Regions from separate parts of the Homo sapiens genome. Here region 2 is linked to region 1. The links are chromatin contacts, found by Hi-C or POLR2A ChIA-PET in ENCODE. All regions are on one chromosome and are shown on one strand. Each heading gives the region's core, a stretch centred on a gene start or an enhancer-like site at or near the end of the contact. The rest is flanking DNA. Distances are from core to core; before and after follow the strand shown. Region 1 overlaps STARD13 (StAR related lipid transfer domain containing 13). Region 2 overlaps LOC102723406 (a long non-coding RNA gene).

Region 1 (4,820 bases), core at 778-3,277:
ACCCTTGAGATAAACTTGAAGTTACAACTGTCCTTTATCACTCACTCAGCCAACTGAGGAGTGTCCTGAGATGCAGGACTTTAAGTTTTAAAACTGGGATGGTAGGTCATCCTATATATAGCCCAACTTAAACTCTATCTCCTTCTAAGCTAGTGTCCCAATCTCTCCAGTTGGAAATAAGTATTATTTTCTCTCTTCTTTATATGCCCACAACATTCTGACTATGCCCGTATCTTGGCACTTCACAGGTATTAGAGTTCTTTCCCAAGTGTTTCTGCTTCCTTCACCAGGTTCTTAGCATCTTGCAGTTATGGTTCTTCCATCCTCCTCAGTGCCTCGCTGGCACTTTGCACATCAGGGGTACTTAAGAGTACTTTGCATAAACTGAACAAATTAATCATTCAAACATAAAATGAGTAAAGACCGACCTTACGTGTCATAATGGACTAAGTAAACAGTGTTTTAGAAGAGATAATGTGATTCTCAGATGAATCAACATGAGGATAACAGGAAATAGGCTGAGATTTCAGCAAAAGAGAATTCTTGTGCATCAGAAAGCAGCCCTTGACCGGAAAGGGTGATGAAAAAAAGTGGATATAGCTTACAAAAGAAGATTATGAAAGCTCCACTCTCAAAATCATTCAGCAGTATCCCAGCATTCATGAATGTTTGTTTAAAATGAAGATTTTTCTGAAATAAAGGGCTGGGCAAAGTAATGTTGGAGGCAGTGTTCAGGCAGGCTGCCTCCAGGAAACCCAGGGTGCCAGGATGAGTATTCTCCCTATTTCTACCAGAGCAGCCACGCCTCTTCTTCTTTCTAACCAAGGTAGGATGTGCATGTACTGGCTTTTTCCTGTCCAAGTTGTGGCTGTTTAGGTTTAGAAGTCAAGAGCGTGACAGTAAAACTAACTAGCTGCAGATGATGATCTTATGTTGCAGCTGAATACTTTTCCAATACAAGATTTATCTGGGGACATAAGACTCAGTGAATTACCATTTGCCATGGTCTTCACTGGAGAACGATGGCTACAATCTCCTTCTTCCCCATGTGGACTGACCATCTGCTCCCAATAATTGCAAATTCGCTTCCAGGCCTCATAATGTCTCCCTGTGTTCTTGCTTGTCTTTGAAATGCCTCAGGCAACTGCTCTTCTCTCCAATGGAGCAGCCACAACAGCTGTGGGATTCACTAGGGTTTGTCTCTGCTCCATTTCTGGCAGCAGGCAACCACCACTAAGCCACTCTCCAAAAAAGCCTGCAAATTGTGAACCCATTAAGGTTTAACTCCTGGGGGACAACAAAGAGAGCTGCCTTTGAATGTGAGCTCTGTGTGCCTCACTGAGGCTTCTGGCACAGGGGCTTGTCCTCAGGGCCAGGGTGATGCGTAGGGAAAGTTACAAGCTTCTGAGGGAATATTTTCACAGGTTTTCCAAACAAAGGGTTCTTTCTTCCAACCCCATACAACTCTCTTCTGATTGCTAATTAACCAAAGCTAGTGAAAAACAGGCCATTTCTGTAAATAGACTAGAAGTAGTGTGTGTGTGTGGTGTGTGTGCACGCGTGCACTCGCGTGTCCATGCCTGGCACGGGTGATGTGACTTTTAGTATTTTTCGTCTTTGTTTGTGTTTGTTCAAGCAGACCATGAAATGAATGAAAGTCTGTTTTGAGTTCGACAAGAGATAAAGGGATGTTACAGGGCATCTTGTCCTTCTGGTAATTTTTCCAGTGCTCACGCAGTCTTGCGGTTGTCCTGGCAAATCGAATATGTTAAGTGTTTTGCTTTAAGTTGCCCTCTTTCCTCTTAAGTTGAGAGTTTCCACAGTCTTCACCATAGGGTCGGTTTTGGTCTGTGTCATCTCAGTGTCCTGGCCGTATCTCAACTGTCTTCCCCTGTTTACTTCCATGGAGTCGCTATTTAGGAAGTCCCTTTTCAGCCCATCTGCCTTAAATCACTGCATTGTTTACTTTCCCACCAAGGAGTTTTCCCTCCGTTGGTTGCATGCCTTTTAGATTGAGTATGCATTTGAAGATCTAGAAGCCCATACAGGCTGCTGGCAATTTTTATTCAGGCTGCTTCACCACTTGGTGCAGTCTTCCACCTAGTCAAAGCCTGCCAGAGTCTGCTGGCCTTTTGGAATGGTTGCTGAAGTCTTCAAAGCCCTACTTCTTTTAACTTTGCTTTTGTGGTTACATATGAGTAGTTTCATAAGTTTTGCAATTTGGTATCTTGGAGTTTTGAAACAATGTTGCATTTTGATTATTTTATCCACAATTATGATACTTACTGTGAGGTTACGTACCAATTAGATCCTTGTCTTACTCGTGTCTAATCAATATTTCTTATTTGTTTTAATTCTGGCCTTTTTGGTTATCAGACTCTACGTGATGGGGGAAAAAAGCTCTTCACAGGCCTCTAGTGGACATGTAGTGGAACTGCAGAAATCTTGTATTCGAAGGTGTAAAACTGTGGTGTGACCCATGTCCGAATTAGCAATCACAAACATGTTATTCATTTAGTATTTAATTTAAAGATAAATAGTATGCTTGGAAGCAAGGAAGATAGGGATACTGGTGGAATCAAACTCTTGGTTGACTAACCACAGAATATGACCAGGTTGTCCACTGTCGCCTGTTGTCCTCTGAACTGAGTTTCTTTCACTAAGGAGTCCACACAGTCTCTGTTTTATAACAGGAGCTCAATTTTAACTTCCAAAAAAAAAACACTGTAAATGAACTGTACTCTTAATTCATTTTTTATCAATGATTTTTATGAAGAATGCCTGATATTTTAATAGATTCATAGTTTAAATAAGAAACAATCAGTATGAATGTTTCTTCTCAAAAGAGTTGAAAATAATATGTCTCTATAAAGAAATACATGGGGGAGTAATGTGGTCCAGAGGCAACCTCAGCCTTCGCCAGAGGCTGCAATCCACCAGAATCCACTGGGGCTCCCTCCCAGCCTTCAGTGATTTTCCATGAGCACTCCATGTACTCTTCATGCTTCTGTGCCATGCTTTTATGTTGCCTTTGCCTGAAATAACTCCTCCCTTCCACCACTTCCCCACCTGGCAAAATTCTTCATGTCCTTACAAATCCAAGTCAAATGTTCTTTTTTATTTGCATCTCCCTTCCCCCACCACGCAACTGTTAAAAACTGCTCTGCGTTGTTTCGTTTTACGATCGCACATTCAATCTATCATTATGTTCATTTGTAAAGGGCCTGTCTCTTTCTTCTGATGGGCTTTGAGCTTCTCACATGTTGTCAGGATGGTGTTGTGCTTTGCAGTATTCTCCTCATCACTTTAACCTCAGTACCTGACACAGCTCCTGGCATCTAGTAAAGACTTTTTCAATTAACTGATACTCCTTATGGTGCTTGTCCTAGGAAAAAATGGGAGTGAGGGAAGTGTGCCTCATTTTGTCTTTGGTATCTAGGTTTGCATCCAGCATCTTGCCTCCCTGTTGTACCCCCTCCATAGTCATGTCCAAGTTAAAGTGGTCCTAATACCCTAAATTACCTTTTTCAGGGTATTTGGAGTATAAACCTTATCTCAAATTTAAAATGAAATGCTTTGCCCTAGTGTTAAACAAGAACAGGAATTTCAAGCAATTAGGCTGATGAGAGAGTAGTTTGGGGGAATGGAATGCCTAGCTCTAAATATAGAGTTAATGACTGTCTCTTTTCCCTAAGAATTGGACTAGCTTCACTATTTGTAGAGGAAGTTTCCATGCCTCCTTTTAGATTTAACTTACAAAGTATTTTCAAGGTATTGATATGGAAAGTAGTTCTGGAACAAATTAGGTATCTGTTTAAATCCACATATGGTTGAACTACCTGGGATCGTATTTTAGCTATCTATGAGGACATTGAGATTCTGATGAGTCCATCACTGCCAGCAGACCTTGAACTAAGATAGAAAAGACTAACGATGGAACTTTAAGGGAATGGCTTTATGGCTAGAGATCTGATGTTACTTCACATCAGAGGGCTGAGCAAAGCTCGCAGGTTGTAGATGAGACCAATTCAAAGCAACTGGTCACTGAGGCATTTTGTTATGGCCATTTAAAGGTTAGGAATGAAGTTTGCTTTGCTGAAAACACTCAGTTTGGTTTTGCTTAATTTTCTCTGGGGCAGAGGTTCTTAATCTGGTGACTTCTCTTTAAAACTTCAGAAATTATAAGAACGAATGAATATACATATGCCATATGTTTAATGGAGAGAAATGTGTTAAGATCCCTAAAAATCTTTAAAAACAGTTAAGAAGTACTGTTTTAAGAGAAAGATAGATGTTTTATAGTATGAGTCAAGTTAATAGACTTTTTACCTAAACATCGCTTGGACTAGCCTGAATATTACATTTTCATTTATTGTCCAATTGTCTGTTTATGAAATGTTCTTATCTGAATAATAGAAGTAAATTTGAGGCCGGGTGTGGTGGCCCATGCCTGTAATCCCAGCACTTTGGGAGGTCGAGGTGGGCAGATCACCTGAGATCAGGAGTTCAAGACCAGCCTGGCCAACATGGTGAAACCCTGTCTCTACTAAAAATAAAAAAATTAGCGAGGTGTGGTGATGCATGACTATAATCCCAGCTACTCAGGAGGCCAAGGCAGCAGAATCACTTGAACTCAGGAGGTGGAGGTTGCAGTGAACCATGATCGTGCCACTGAACTCCAGCCTGGGCGACAAAACAATATTCATCTAAAAAAAAAAAAAAAAAAAGAACTAAATTTGAAAGCTATTGTTCAAGTATCCTAACACTTATGGCAATAGCTGGCAGTAGACTTTTACTAAAGACTTCCTGTACTTTTATGA
Region 2 (5,097 bases), core at 2,570-5,069, 380 kb before region 1:
TGAAACTTTTACATAGCAATATTTGGCTGCAATCAATCACAGACAGTAGGAAAGACTCTAATTCCAATTTTCCAAGAAACACACACACACACACACACACACACGGAGAATGTATCCATAGAGATACGGTCTATTTAGGCAGCCTTCGGGTCCTGCTGGAGCACTGGAGCTCTGGTTTTCAAGCTGAGCTGGTTGCCAAGGGCTCTACCTCAGGAAGCTGGAGCACCAGGCATCCAAGCACCCCTCTTCGGCCAGATCAGCTCTGCTTTAATCTGCTTTAATTTTAAAACATTTAATTGGCTTCCACAAAAGGGGATGTCTGAAAGCTAGGATCCCTCCACTGGAAAAGAATACAACTGACTATGTTCATGTGCACTTAGAAGTCCCCATCTGAACACCCTAAAACAGCTGAGGTGTGTTTCTTTGTAATCTCATGCTTCTCCCCTGCCTTCTGCTCCCACTGTTGCTGCCTGGGTTGAGATCTCACATCTGCACTTTTAGCCCTAAAAGGACCTGGAAGTTCTTTTGTGTCCTTTCCCACCCCTTCTGATAATCCCTTCCTCACCCTGCTGCTAAATTAACATTTCTCCACCAAACACAAATCTGAGCTTGTCACTATCCGAGTGGCTCCCACGTCCACTGAAATCACTTTATGCTCAAAGCCTGTCCTGTCAGGACCTTCATTCTCTCACTCCTTCAAGAGTTTGACAGCCTGCAAGCCTCCAGACCAGCCCTCAAGCTTCCAGACCAATGGTGCTTGGTTATCCACTCAACATTCACCAAGGCCTGACTTTCTCCTTTCTGGGTGCTTGGCTAAGCCAGGCCATTCCTGCTGCCATTCGCCCTTCCTCTGGGACTCACCAGTTGCAACCCTATCTCTTCTCTCTTCCATTTCCCCATTCCTCACACCACCTTACTGCACCCTCAGGGAAAACTACTCCCTCTAATTCTGTGCCCACAACTTTGTTTGCACTACTAAGGTGACACTAATCACACTACTTTGCTCTGTGGACTATAGCTTCAGCCTGGGGAAAGATAAAATTTAGAGCAGAGTTTCGGGTGTCACTTCAATTCACTACTGTGTAAGCTTAGACTCACCCTTTCTGAGCCTCATCCACTTTACCTATAAAATATATGTAATAACATCTCCCTCTCAAAGCTGCTGTGGGTGTTGTGATATATGTGAAAACAATTTGGAAACTACACATGCAAAGTATTTTTATTCCTATTGGCTGCTTGAAGGCAGGAACCATCCTATTCATTTTTGACCTAACCCCCATCTCCAGTGCATGCCAGGATGCAGCAGAGCACATTCATTTCAGTATAATTCTGAGAAAAAGAGAAAGGACCCATTTCAACTCAAACTTAATACCACAATTTGAACTTTGAAGTTGCTCAAAAGAGTTCTTTCAGATCTAAAGAGGAAAAAATGACTGGAAGACGAGCCTTTAGGCAACTTATTAACTGTTTTTACTTGCATAACAGATTATCTGGGGGGCCACATGAGCCTTTGACAGAACATCTGTGAAGTTAGAACAGTCTTCGGTCTTTTGTGTACTCTGAGAAGTCCAGGCCACAGGAGTTTGCCATTCTCTGATATTTTCTGCAACACATTAAACTGTTTAATGCAAATTTACTCCATTCTAAATTTGCATGGGGCCCAGGAGCCCTTTGAGAGAGAGCTTGAGTGAGACCTTGGGTTGACATATACAGGGCTGTCTGATGGCCAGGGTGAATGGGTATATTCCCAGAAGGGGAATAGACAAGAGAAAAAGAAAACAGCCTCCCTGAAGTGATGCTTCATGGAGAAGTCTTAAAGGATGGTGCGGTTTTTGCAACAAGGTGTGGATGAGGCAGGGAGTAGGGGCTTCCAGGAGGCTGTGCCCCTGGCTTTCTTTCCCATCTTGAGTGTGGATCACCGTGTCTGATGATCAGACCGGTCAGGTTGTGCCCTAAACAAAGGCACACACACACAGGAAGGCATCATTCACATTGTAGGTTTGTGCACACTTTCTTTGCAATTTTCTGCCAGAGGAAAGTCAAGTGTCTTAAGGACTCGCCTAATTCTTACCAAGGCACTGTTGGAAAGTCAAGTGTCTTAAGGAAGGGGTGACTTTCCTAATTTTTACCAAGGCACTGTTTAGGGTAGGGGAAGCCCTGGCAGGGACCCTTGGAAGAAGAGGGCTGTCTATAGTGGAAAAACTATCACATTAGGAGCCCAATAGTTCTACTTTAGTTCAGTATCTTAGTTATTTTAGCCCCTTAGAACCTAACACAACACCTGGTACATATTTATTCAGTAAATTGGATTGATCAATGCCTATGGGTTTTTAAAGTTTTATCCAGGAGGCATCACAGATCTCATTTGTTCTTTATTCCTTTTGTGTTCTCTTCCCAGACTTGTGGTTTTGTCACAAGGAGATAATATTTTCAGCAAAAAATATAAACTTTCCCTCAAGACACAAATTAGAAAATATGGTGGTGCGGTCCCTGGTGAGGAAGCCATCCTTCCAGGCCCAGAATTTCCTGCCCTGTCCATTTCCAACTTATCATAAATACTTTCCTGACCCCTAAAATGCAGGACACTGATCAACTCAGTTAAGAAGTTTTTATTTCAAGCCTGCTGGGCTTTACAAAGGACTGCATTTGACTCTGGGCATGGATTCAAAGTCCTTTTGAATAAATGACCTGCTTATCTAGCTGTCAAAATGTGGACCTCACTGGCACTCTTAACTATAGCCCTGATTCAAGTTTATGTGCCAGAAACGGAACTTCTGTCTTTCAAATTCAACAAGGTCTTCAGACCATGGCCGCCTTGCACAATATGGACCAGCAGTTGCTATTAGAGCAACTAAGGGTATTTACGGTTTATTCAAATAATGTAGTGCAAAGAATAGGAGGTTTGAAAGCCTGGCGAGGAGTGGAAGAATTGACTTCCATAAATCTAGGGCCCTAAAAATACCTTTTTTGTTCAAGCGTTGGAAAGAATTTTGTCGACCTTTCTGCTTCATTGGCATTTCTTTACGTTTTCCTGGTAACCAGAGACAAGTTGCACAATCGGTGTGGCATTTGGCTCCTGATTCTGGGGGAGAGGGAGCGCTGTCTGCTTTTTCAGCAGGCCCAGCACAGTGGAGCGCGGAGCATTCAGCACTGGGGGAGCCTGCCAGCAGCTGGCCCTGCCAAACTAAACAGGAATCAGCGCGGACAAAGGGAAGATTATGTGGTGGAAAAAGGATACCCCGAATTAAGGCAGGAAAGCCACGTCAATTATATTTGGAAGCGGTGTCTCTCCCCCGGGTTACAAAGCCGTGTCTCTAAGATTTCTGAGGATGTTGCTGTTTCACCGAAAGCTCACCCACAAAAGGTCAGTGGGTGGAGTTCAAACAAAATGCTTTTTCTCTTATGACTTCCTGTGGATCTTGATATCTCGCCACAAGTCTTTCTGCCACCACTGTGCCCTTCCATGCACACTAGTCACAGCAGGAGGAGGACAGGAACGCGCGCCAGGAGCGGATTAGGGGACGTGAGCAGGCGACCCTGGCAGAGGTTCTCCGCGCAGTGGCCCGCGGTGGGCTGGGCGTGCTGAGCACTGCGTCCCTGCTTCAGTCCTGATCTCAGCGGAAGAAAAATAAAAACACAACAAAACTCAAACCAACAAAACACCTGGGATTTCCCGGCCACCAGCCCCAGTGAGTGCCCCCACAGGATAAGCTCTTACTAACTCCTCCTGGTGGCCCCAGGCTGACCTCTGCAAGGTTACTGTTGGGAGTTGAAGGCAAAGCGGCCTGGCCCACTGCTGGTGATACCCAGGCTAGGCTAAGTCTCCTGAGGACACGTGGAGGCTCAGCGCAGGCGCAGGAGCAGCGCGGGGCTGGGAGAACTGGCAAAGCCACCTGCGGTGCTGTGCCCAGGGAGTCCATGATTCTTCTCTCCTCCTGTCTCCTTTTTCAAAATGCAAAATAAAATGAGAAATTTTGTTTTTAACAATAAAAGTAACAAATATATCATCACCAAGATGTTTAGATGTTAGTATTACTGGAAACAACTTGCTTTTTTTTCTCCTTAAATAAGTAAGACTTTGAAGATACAGTAAGGCCCCACCTTCATCCCTCCCCTCCCCAGAGTGAACCTCCTTAAATTTGTCTATATTGTTCCCACGTGATTTTTCTTATTTTTTCCATGCATAGTTTTATTTAAATATGATCTTGCATGGTTTTTAAATTTATGTAAATGATATCCTTTAAATATCTTTTTACAATTTACATTTTGCACTTAACCGGCCACTTTAGGAATTTATCATTGTGAATATCAATGTAAATCTAGCTTTAAGATTGTTTAATAAACTTTTCAATAAAAACAATTATTTTTTAAATCGATTCTATTCAGGAGCATGACTTTTTTCCCCACTTTTTAAATTACAAAGAATACAATTAGCATGTTTGTACATTTACACTAGCACACATGCCTAGTGTATATGGGAGTAGACCCTAAAGAACGAAGAAGTAGAGGCCGGGCGCAGTGGCTCACGCCTGTAATCCCAGCACTTTGGGAGGCCGAGGCGGGCAGATCACGAGGTCAGGAGACAGAGATCATCTCCTGGCTAACACGGTGAAACCACGTCTCTACTAAAAATACAAAAAATTAGCCGGGCGTGGTGGTGGGTGCCTGTAATCCCAGCTATTTGGGAGGCTGAGGCAGGAGAATGACGTGAACCCGGGAGGTGGAGCTTGCAGTGAGCCGAGGTCCTGCCACTGCACTCCAGCCTGGGCAACACAGCGAGACTCCATCTCAAAAAAAAAAAAAAAGAAAGAAAGAAATTAGAAGTAGAATTCCTGGGCCATAGGTCAGTTTCAACATTGCCAAATATTGACAAATTGCTCTCCAAGAGGGCTATGTTAATTTTCAAGCTCACCAGCAATGATCAAGATTTTCACCAAAACTTAGTGCACCCGATTAATTGTATTTGCTGACATGACGGTTTCAAGTGGTACCTGGCCGCTTGACTTTTCAATTCCGTGAGAACTAGTGAAGTTGAGCATATTTTCATATGCTGTTGTCCATTTGAGCTTTTTGCTTAAGCTGCGTATTTACATACTT

What was found. A loop is a pair of places that touch in the nucleus more often than their neighbours do. ChIA-PET counts read pairs that join two places held with the same protein, here RNA polymerase II (POLR2A). Pooled maps may share reads with other maps.
Region 2: a map of heart left ventricle shows a loop between it and region 1 (2.6-fold over the local background). The contact joins two enhancer-like sites. A Hi-C loop is called at or near these places in 1 of 168 maps with a recorded cell type or tissue (heart left ventricle) and 8 of 50 pooled maps. POLR2A ChIA-PET finds 5 or more read pairs at or near these places in 3 of 52 experiments (CD8-positive, alpha-beta memory T cell, activated CD4-positive, alpha-beta T cell and activated T-cell).

Annotation. Positions count from the first base shown.
Region 1 is chr13:33,226,343-33,231,162 of GRCh38, reverse strand. All of the region lies in intron 1 of STARD13 (StAR related lipid transfer domain containing 13), which reads left to right. Among named protein-coding and RNA genes, the nearest start is that of STARD13-AS, 49 kb to the left of the region's middle. Within about 2 kb of position 2,027, at least 15 of the 41 ENCODE cell types and tissues checked have a DNase peak (open chromatin) inside an H3K27ac peak, as active enhancers do; they include heart left ventricle, where a contact is called at or near this core.
Region 2 is chr13:33,609,278-33,614,374 of GRCh38, reverse strand. LOC102723406 (a long non-coding RNA gene) reads right to left here. Exons shown (of 6, transcript XR_007063750.1): 5 at 3,747-3,942; 6 at 2,597-3,608. It also overlaps a transcript of STARD13 not described here. Among named protein-coding and RNA genes, the nearest start is that of RFC3, 210 kb to the left of the region's middle. Within about 2 kb of position 3,819, at least 25 of the 41 ENCODE cell types and tissues checked have a DNase peak (open chromatin) inside an H3K27ac peak, as active enhancers do; they include heart left ventricle, where a contact is called at or near this core.